Regions from separate parts of the Homo sapiens genome. Here region 1 is linked to region 2. A link is a contact called in ENCODE Hi-C data. All regions are on one chromosome and are shown on one strand. Each heading gives the region's core, a stretch centred on a gene start or an enhancer-like site at or near the end of the contact. The rest is flanking DNA. Distances are from core to core; before and after follow the strand shown.

Region 1 (3,950 bases), core at 1,425-3,924, 330 kb before region 2:
TACTATCCTGCATTGTAGATTTCAAAAACACAAACAAACAAATAGGAGTCACAAAAGGCCAAGTAATTTGCCCGTGATGCTACTACCATCTATCTGTAAGTGGAACCTGCACAGTGAGGCTGCAGAATCGGCACACTGACCTCTGCAAGCCGTGCCCCTGCGAAGCCACAGTCCCGCCCTCTTCATTCCTTCCTCTGCTCTTCTGTGGCTCTGGGTCACCTGACGTCTGCTAGGGTCAGGTACTCTCCAGGGCAAGACTGTGGCATCCTCAACACAGACCCCCCGCGCTGACACACGCCTGGCAGCCAGTGAGTGCTCAGCAAGTGTCTGTTGAATTAACTGTGGCGTGCACCACCCTCTCTCCCGCCCAGGGATGAGCAGATCCTTTCCCCTTCAGAGCAGTCCAAACAAGGCAGCAAGTTTGCTCAGGAGCCTTCCGGAGTACTGAGTGGAGAGCAGCCCATGGGGATAGAACAGAGGCTGCCACTGAGCTCCTGCTCCTGCTGGATCAGACTCCTGCTCTGGGTCAGACCACTACCGCCCTGGCTGTCCAGGTCCAGCTGCTGGTAACGGTTTGTGTTGGGAAGGGTTCCTCCCAGGTTGGCCTCAACTCCTGTCTGCCCTTGACTGAGCTGGACTCAAGCCTTGCAGCTGCCCCATCCCTCTCCCAGAACCTGGCCCCACTCCTTGGGGTTCAAGCTGCAGAAGGGTGAGCCCAGACAGCCCATCCCTGAGGCCTGGATCTGGCTACCCTTCCTCCAGCTCATCCACTCCCAGCCACCTTGGCTACTTCCACCCTAGACACAGCTAGGTGCTCACCCTGAAACAGGAAGTCCCCACAGCTGACCCTTCAGTCCTTCGCTTTACCTGCAGAAACCCCCAAGCTCTTGTAGCTCTAAGTCCCCTGAGAGCTACTCACAAGTTCAAGTTTTCAGGCTGAGGGTCATCAAAGCCCCTCTGTTCATTTGCAGAACCTGGAGCAGAGCAACATCTCCACAGACCAGCTCACCTGGCCAGTTCAGAGGCAACTCTGCCCACTTCCTTGGTCCCCCTGTGACTTCCATGGCATAGAAATTTGGGAATTCAAGCTTCCATCTATCCATCCATCCATCCATATATCCATCCATCCATTCATCTACTCAGCCACATGTCCAGCCACCCACCCAACCATCCATCCACTCATCCATCCATCTATCCATTCATTTATCCAACCATCCACCCATCCACCCATCCATCCATCCGTATATCCACCCACTCATCCACCCACTCATCCACCTATATATCCATCCATCTATATATCCATCCATTATCCATCATTCATCCATCTATTCATCTACCTACCCATCTTTCCACCCACCCACTATCCATCATTCATCCATCTATTCGTCTACCTACCCATCTTTCCACCCACCCACCCACCATCCATCTATTCATCTATATATCCATCCATCCATCATCCATCTACTTATCTACCCACCCATCTATCCACCCATATACCCATCCCTCTCTCCCTCCCTCCCTTCACCCATCCATCCATATATCCATCTAGCCAACCAGCCAACAAATGTATATAACGTGACATGCTGGACCCTAGGGATCCTGAGATGGACACATTATGATCCTATCCTCCCTCTGAGGGTAGGAAAGTAAAAGAAGAAAGGGATGTTTTCCAAAGATTATTCTAAGAAGGTGCTGACTAATGGAACTTTCCGTGATGCGGCTAATGTTCTCTTCTGTGCTACTCAATATGGTCAACAGCCATTAGCCATGTGTGGACATTCAGCATCTGAAATGTGGCTAGTGTGACTGAGGAACTGAGTCTTTCATTTCATGTAATTTTAATTAATTGAAATGCAAACCATCACATGGCACCAGTGGCTTCAGGACGCCACAGACCTAAGAACTGTGGTAGCACAGAAGGGAGGGGAGGCTTCAGGGAGGAGACAACATTAGGCGGGGCCAGGCTCAGACTCAGCCAGCTTGCTCATTCTTCTTCCCTGACACCTGCTGGAGCATGTCCAGCCCCGGCCAGACCCTTAAGCATATTTTGGAAAGTCTGTTGTCACAGTGCTGAGCTCAGCTGGAGGCTCTTCTGACCTTGCACACCCTCTCTGAGGTCACTGCTGGGTGAGGCCTGAGCCCTTCTCACTCCAGGAGTTCCTGACTCATCCTGGAAAAAGCAGAAAAGCCTCTGTATTTCTCAAGAACCAGCTTCAATGTTAAGAAGAGGGCAGACATGACCCCAGGCATGACCCCAGCTCGGGGACACAGGGACAGGGTATAGGGGGCAGGGAGAAGTCCAAAACAAGTGAGAAGCAGAATAGAGAGCCAGGGCCCAGCAGAGGGTGAGGTGAAAACTGATGGAATGAGACATGGAGGAACGGACAGCCCAAGCCAGCAGGGCAGACAGAGTAAGAGAGATATGCCACAGAGCGACGGCTAACATGAGCCAGAACGGAAGGGACATGCTGAGGTAAAAACAGCTGGAGGCAGGCTGACAGGTGGCTACAGACAAGACTAAGACAGGCTGACCAAAAGGCAGTCTGTGACCCCAGGAGAGGTGGGGTGGGGGTCCCAGAGGGCAGCTCTGAGATCTCTGGCACATCCATTGACTGCACTTGCAGATCAGACCACTAGGAGGTAGCATTGCTCCAACCACTGCCACTAGCCCGGCATCCAGCTTCCAAAAGATGGTTACAGCCAGACTCCCTGTCATGGGCAGCGGACATGGCTTCACTGAGAGATGTAAGAGGCTGGGATAGGGGGACCCAGGGCATCTATGCCCTAGCCTGGAGAGTCCCTCTCTCATCACCCAGGATCTCCTCAAACCTGCCCCTTCCCTCCACATTCCCAGTCCCTGGCCTTGTCCCTTTCCTGACAGCTGCCTGGGCTCCCAGAGCACTGAAGGACGGAGGCTCAGGATGCCCATCAATTCCCTGTCTTTGCCTGAAAAAGGCAAGTGAGGATTCTAGGTCTGAGAATTGCCCTTAGCTCCTGCCATGGGGCCTGGTCCATGACGAGGGTCTCATGGGTTCTTGGGTGCAAGGCGTGCTTCACATAGATCCAGGGGTCTTGGCTGACCCCATGCTCAGCAGCAGCCAAGTGCAGCTTTGGGCTGCATTAACAGAACCAAATGTCTGGATACAGGACTGCATTCAGCAATGAAGCCCAGTCCTCAGGCTATAGCTCTGGAACAGACAATGTAGCACAGGAGGAAGAGCGATGCGGACCATGTCATAGTTACAAACCCAGTCGTGCACATCATAGGGTGGTGATCTCATCAGATTATAATACCGTATTTTTGCTCTACCTTTTCTGTGTTTAGATGCCCAAATATTTGCCATTGTGTTACAGTCACCTACACTGTTCAGTACAGTCACATGCTGTACAGGTGTGTATCCTAGAAACAACAGGCTCTATCATGTGGCCTAGGTGCGAAGCAGGCTGTACCACCTAGGCTTGTGTGAACACAGTCTACGATGTCCCCACAATGACGAAACAGTCTTATAATGCATTTCTCAGAATGTGTCCCTGACGTTCAGTGGCATGTGACTGTCCCATCAATGGAGCACCAACACTATATACATCAGCTTCTCTAATCCTTACAACGGCCTGCATAGTTATACCCACTTTACAGATGAGAAAACTCAGAGAGGCTCCTTCTCTAAAGGCTATCCTATAAATGTAGGTGTTTCTAGGGGTTCCATTTCAGGCCTCTTCTCTTTTTCCTCTGCATGTATTCCCTTAGCCACATCTGCTCCTATAACCTAGCCTTAATTCTCAAATTAAGTCCTTGCCCAGATCTTTCTTCTGGGTTCCAGACTAGTCCATCCACCTGCTGTCAGTGGCCCTCACCAGCCTCCACTGCACCCAATTCAATCAGCCTCCCCCTCCTGCTCACTCTGCCCTCACCCTGGATCTCGGATCCTAGCACCACTCAGCGCCATCTC
Region 2 (3,925 bases), core at 991-3,490:
TGGAGAGCTGGCCCGTCTAGACACATTTTAAAAAAAAATCTTAGTTTCTTAAAATTATGAGGAAATGAGAGGGCTAAAGAAATAACAACTGCCTCATGATTTTGCCCAGAGCTGGTCTCAGGACCGAAAGAGGTTGCTTAGGGACAGGGCCCACTGGGCAGGAAGCCCAGATGCCTCAGTTTCCATTGGTTCAGCCATGTGACCTTTTGGTCACTCATGGGAGTGAGGGTTTGGAGAGTGCAGAGGCAGATCATGCTCAGCCCTGCTCTGAAGCACCCCAAACCTATTTGTTGAACCTCAGAGAACAATGTCCCAGCCCCACCCCTGGCCCACACCCAGGCTCTGGGAAACAGCCTCAGCTTCCCTACTAGCAGCTAAAGCTGCTCAGGGTAGGGGCTGCAGGGGCTAGTCAGGGTTCAGGGGAACCTGTCCTCATGGGCGGGAAGAGGGAAGTGATGGGACTGCTGTACAGGGAAGAGAGAGAAAGGAACAATGCATGGAGAGCTGGGAAACCGGGCTTCTGGTCTCAGCTCTACCACTTACTAGCTGTGTGACATTGGTCAAGTTACTCAACTTCCCTGGGCCTCAGTTTCCTTATTAGTAACATGGAGATGACATCTATCCTGCCAAACCGCCACCCTCCCTGCTTCTGAGCACTGTGGTAAGAATGGAATAAGATGACAGGAATGAGAACGTCTTTATAATTAGGTCCAAGGGTATTGCTCAACCCTGCAGACACAGCCCCCTACTTTTTCATACCAGCCCTCACAGGTAGGAATCCTCCATAAACAAAAGAAGGAAAACTCATCAAGGACCACTCAAGGACCAGAGGTCACGGGATCTCTTTAGAAGATACAGCTTCAATAACCAATTGCACCTAGTATCCCATGGTGCTCACAGGTGTGGGGGAGCGTAGATCCTGACACCCCAAGAGTGCACAGTGAGCAACGGGCTGGGGCCCAGATTTTAGTGTTTCCACAGAGCCCACTGGTGCAGGACTTTCCGAACATGGGACACCCAGGCCTCATGCTTCTGGAGAGGCAACTCAGAGAGGGCCCACGGACTCCCCCTACCAGGCTGTTCCCTACCCCTTTTGCGCCAGCAGGGCCCCTCCCGCACGGAATAGGACAGCTCCACGAACTCGATGTCCACGGCTGAGCGCTTGGGTAGGTGGGAGAAGCGCTGGGCTTCAGTGATGTGGTTCTCCACCTTCTTCAGGTGCGTGGTCAGCACAGGGGGTTCCGCCCCGTCCTCCAGCGTCACGGCCATGGCCACAGCCCCCGGCCCTAGTCCACAGCCCACGGCCTCCAGCGCCTTCTCCGCCATCACGCCGCCGACCTGCAAGGGGAGGGCCTGCTCAGTTTGGGGCAGACCACCGAGCCCGGCTCAAAGCTCCCTGGCGTTCTAATGCTTCCCCCGCCCCCACTGCCCACCTCCTTCTCGGGGCAGATCCGCGACTGTTAGCCCCGCACTCTGCCCCCGCCCCCCACTCTCCGCACGGAGACGCTCAGTCCCGGGCAGCCCAGCTCCAGCCTGACCCCAGCCCGTCCCCTTGAAGCCCTCAATCGCTCCTTCCTCCCGGCGGCTTCTCTAATCTCCTTACCCCGCAGGCCAGCAGCCCCTGGGGACTGAAGGAATAGGGGGCGGGGGAGAAGAGGCAGCCGGCAGAGGCTGCCCGCTCTAGGAGGTCGGGGTAGCAGGGTGAGTGCAGGGCGGACCAGGGGAAGGCGGAGAGGAGGAGGCTTCAGGCCTCCGGCTGCGTCCCACTCCCCATCCCTTGGCGCGACGCCCAGGCCGGCCCCTCCCGCCGGCACCCCCGGGCCCGCGTGCCCCGGGCTGTCCCCAAAGCCAGGCGCACCACCCGGACTCAAAACTAAGCGCCCCACGGCAGCTCAAGCCCCCGCCCCATCTCCCGCATGCCTAGTCACCTTGACGCGCCCCCGGGCCGGTGCGGGGCCGGGATGCTCAGCGCTGCCACGGACCGGGGACGGAGAGCCGGGGCTCCCCTTACCTGCCTCGGGCTGCGGCACCCGCGTCCCGGCTCCCGGTCCCGGCGGCCCGGGCCGGGGCGGGGCCGGGGCGGGGCAGGCGAGGCAGGAGGGCCGGCCCTCGGCTCGGAGGAGACGGCAAGGATGGTGAGAGGCGGTTGGGGTCGCGCCCTGACTCTGCTGGGCTGTGCACACCCGCTTCCCAGAGCCTGGTCCCGGACGCTGTGTCCTCCGAGCCCGCGGGGCGACTGCGCTCTCCTACCAGCTACTGCTCGCCGGTCCCGCCGTTCTTAAAGGGCCCGCGCCGCCCGGCAGCCCGCGGGGGGCGAGGACGGCAAAGGAGAGAGCAGCGCTTGCGGCGCGGGGGCCGGAGGAGGTGCAGGGGTGAACTCAGGACTGGGGGTTGATGGCAAAGGGCCGACTTGGAGGCAGTGAGGAAAGGAGAGCTGGAGTCACTCCGTGGGGACAAGTCCCTGGAAGACAGATTAGGCAAGGGTGTTGGGGGTGGGGGAAAGTGGAGGGATTGTAAAGGTGTCAGTCTGTCTTCACACACGATACCAGTCCCCCAACAATTTCCCTCAGTTCCAGCCCATGAATGAGCGCAGGCCTCCCTCCAGGAATCCCCAAACGAGGTGCAAAGGCTTTCAAAAACGCAGGAGCCTTGGGACATTGGAACATCCTCCTGTCTCCCCATTCACACTTTCTCTGAGTTAGGACACTAATAAAGAAGGGAAAATGGCAGCAGCTTTGGGAGAGCCTGCAGTAGCTCCAGAGTTAAACTGGAACCCAGTGCTCAGCCTGCTCCGACTGTAGTCACCTAGCCAGATACAGGCCTTCAAGACAGGCACATGCCATATCCTGGAGGGACCTGTGTGCCAGGGCATGCACAGGGCTCGCAGACATGCCCTGGGCATCTCATGCACCTGCACATTCTCTCCCTTGCCCCCAAAGCCTTCAAATGTAGGTCCCCAGAACACACTTGGGGCTTTCCCCTGCTCTGCCCCTTTCTCAGCCAATTCCTCTTGGCCCTTGCCTGTCCCAGCCACTATGTCTTCAAGGGGTAAGTAGGTTAGCTAGCCAAGACACGTGATCTGAGCTTTTAAGTTCCCACCTGTCACACAGCAGAGACGATGGGGAGGGAAGGCTCTGAGGCTGCTGGTGTGACTGCCACCGCTGAGGCTTCTCCTTACTGCAGCAGTTGAGGGTTACTAGCAGTCAAACCTCTCCCCTGCTGGCCCCCCTCCCAACCACCTCTCCACAGCCCTAAAAGCTGGCGATCCCTGGAGGATTTCTCTAGGCCCCGCCCTGTTACTCTGAGGTTTGTGTGGGGTTTGGATCCAGTCTTTCCTATCTTCCCCCAACTCCATGCCCCACATCACCACCATTCCTCAGGACCAACCTCCTGTTCTCCAGATGGACCCTCCATTCTCCAAGTCAACTTCTCATCAGCTACTATAGACCTCCCCATCCCCCAACAGTTGCATTTATTAACTACTTTGTACCAGGCATTATGTTATTTAATCTTCACAATATCCCTATGCGACAGGTTTTACAACCCCCCTTTAGAGATGAAAAACTGAGGCATAGGGAGGTTAAGCAATAGTTGGTGGCAAAGCAGGGCTTGAATCCCAAAGTCCCTGATTTTACCCTGCTAATTGGGCCTCTCAGAACCTTATTCCCAAATGGACTGTCTCCCTCTATTTTCTAGACAGGCTCTTCATCCTCCTGAGATAACCTCCATGTCTTAATGCCACCCAGCTTTATTCTTTGGCACACAACTTTCTTTCTTTCTTTCTTTCTTTCTTTCTTTCTTTCTTTCTTTCTTTCTTTCTTTCTTTCCTTTCTTTCTTTCTCTTTCTTTCTTTCTCTCTCTCTCTTTCTCTCTTTCTTTGCTTCTTTCTTTCTTTCTGATATAGTCTCGTTCTGTCACCCAGGCT

Evidence for each region. Hi-C counts contacts between places; a loop is a spot of excess contacts on that map. Pooled maps may share reads with other maps.
Region 1: a loop to region 2 is called in a map of HCT116, with 10 times the contacts of the local background. The contact joins the enhancer-like site here to the promoter of ABCG4 in region 2. A Hi-C loop is called at or near these places in 3 of 168 maps with a recorded cell type or tissue (HCT116, endothelial cell of umbilical vein and heart left ventricle), 1 of 37 single-sample maps with no recorded cell type and 13 of 50 pooled maps.

The regions. Positions count from the first base shown.
Region 1 is chr11:119,473,580-119,477,529 of GRCh38, reverse strand. All of the region lies in intron 3 of USP2-AS1 (USP2 antisense RNA 1), which reads right to left. Among named protein-coding and RNA genes, the nearest start is that of THY1, 52 kb to the right of the region's middle. RefSeq lists enhancers at 1-416, 417-918, 1,938-2,232, 3,612-3,950. Within about 2 kb of position 2,674, at least 2 of the 41 ENCODE cell types and tissues checked have a DNase peak (open chromatin) inside an H3K27ac peak, as active enhancers do.
Region 2 is chr11:119,147,367-119,151,291 of GRCh38, reverse strand. ABCG4 (ATP binding cassette subfamily G member 4) reads right to left here and starts at 2,240. Exons shown (of 15, transcript NM_022169.5): 1 at 1,929-2,240; 2 at 1,089-1,338. The coding sequence starts at 1,326. RefSeq lists a silencer at 2,062-2,141 and an enhancer at 2,799-2,858.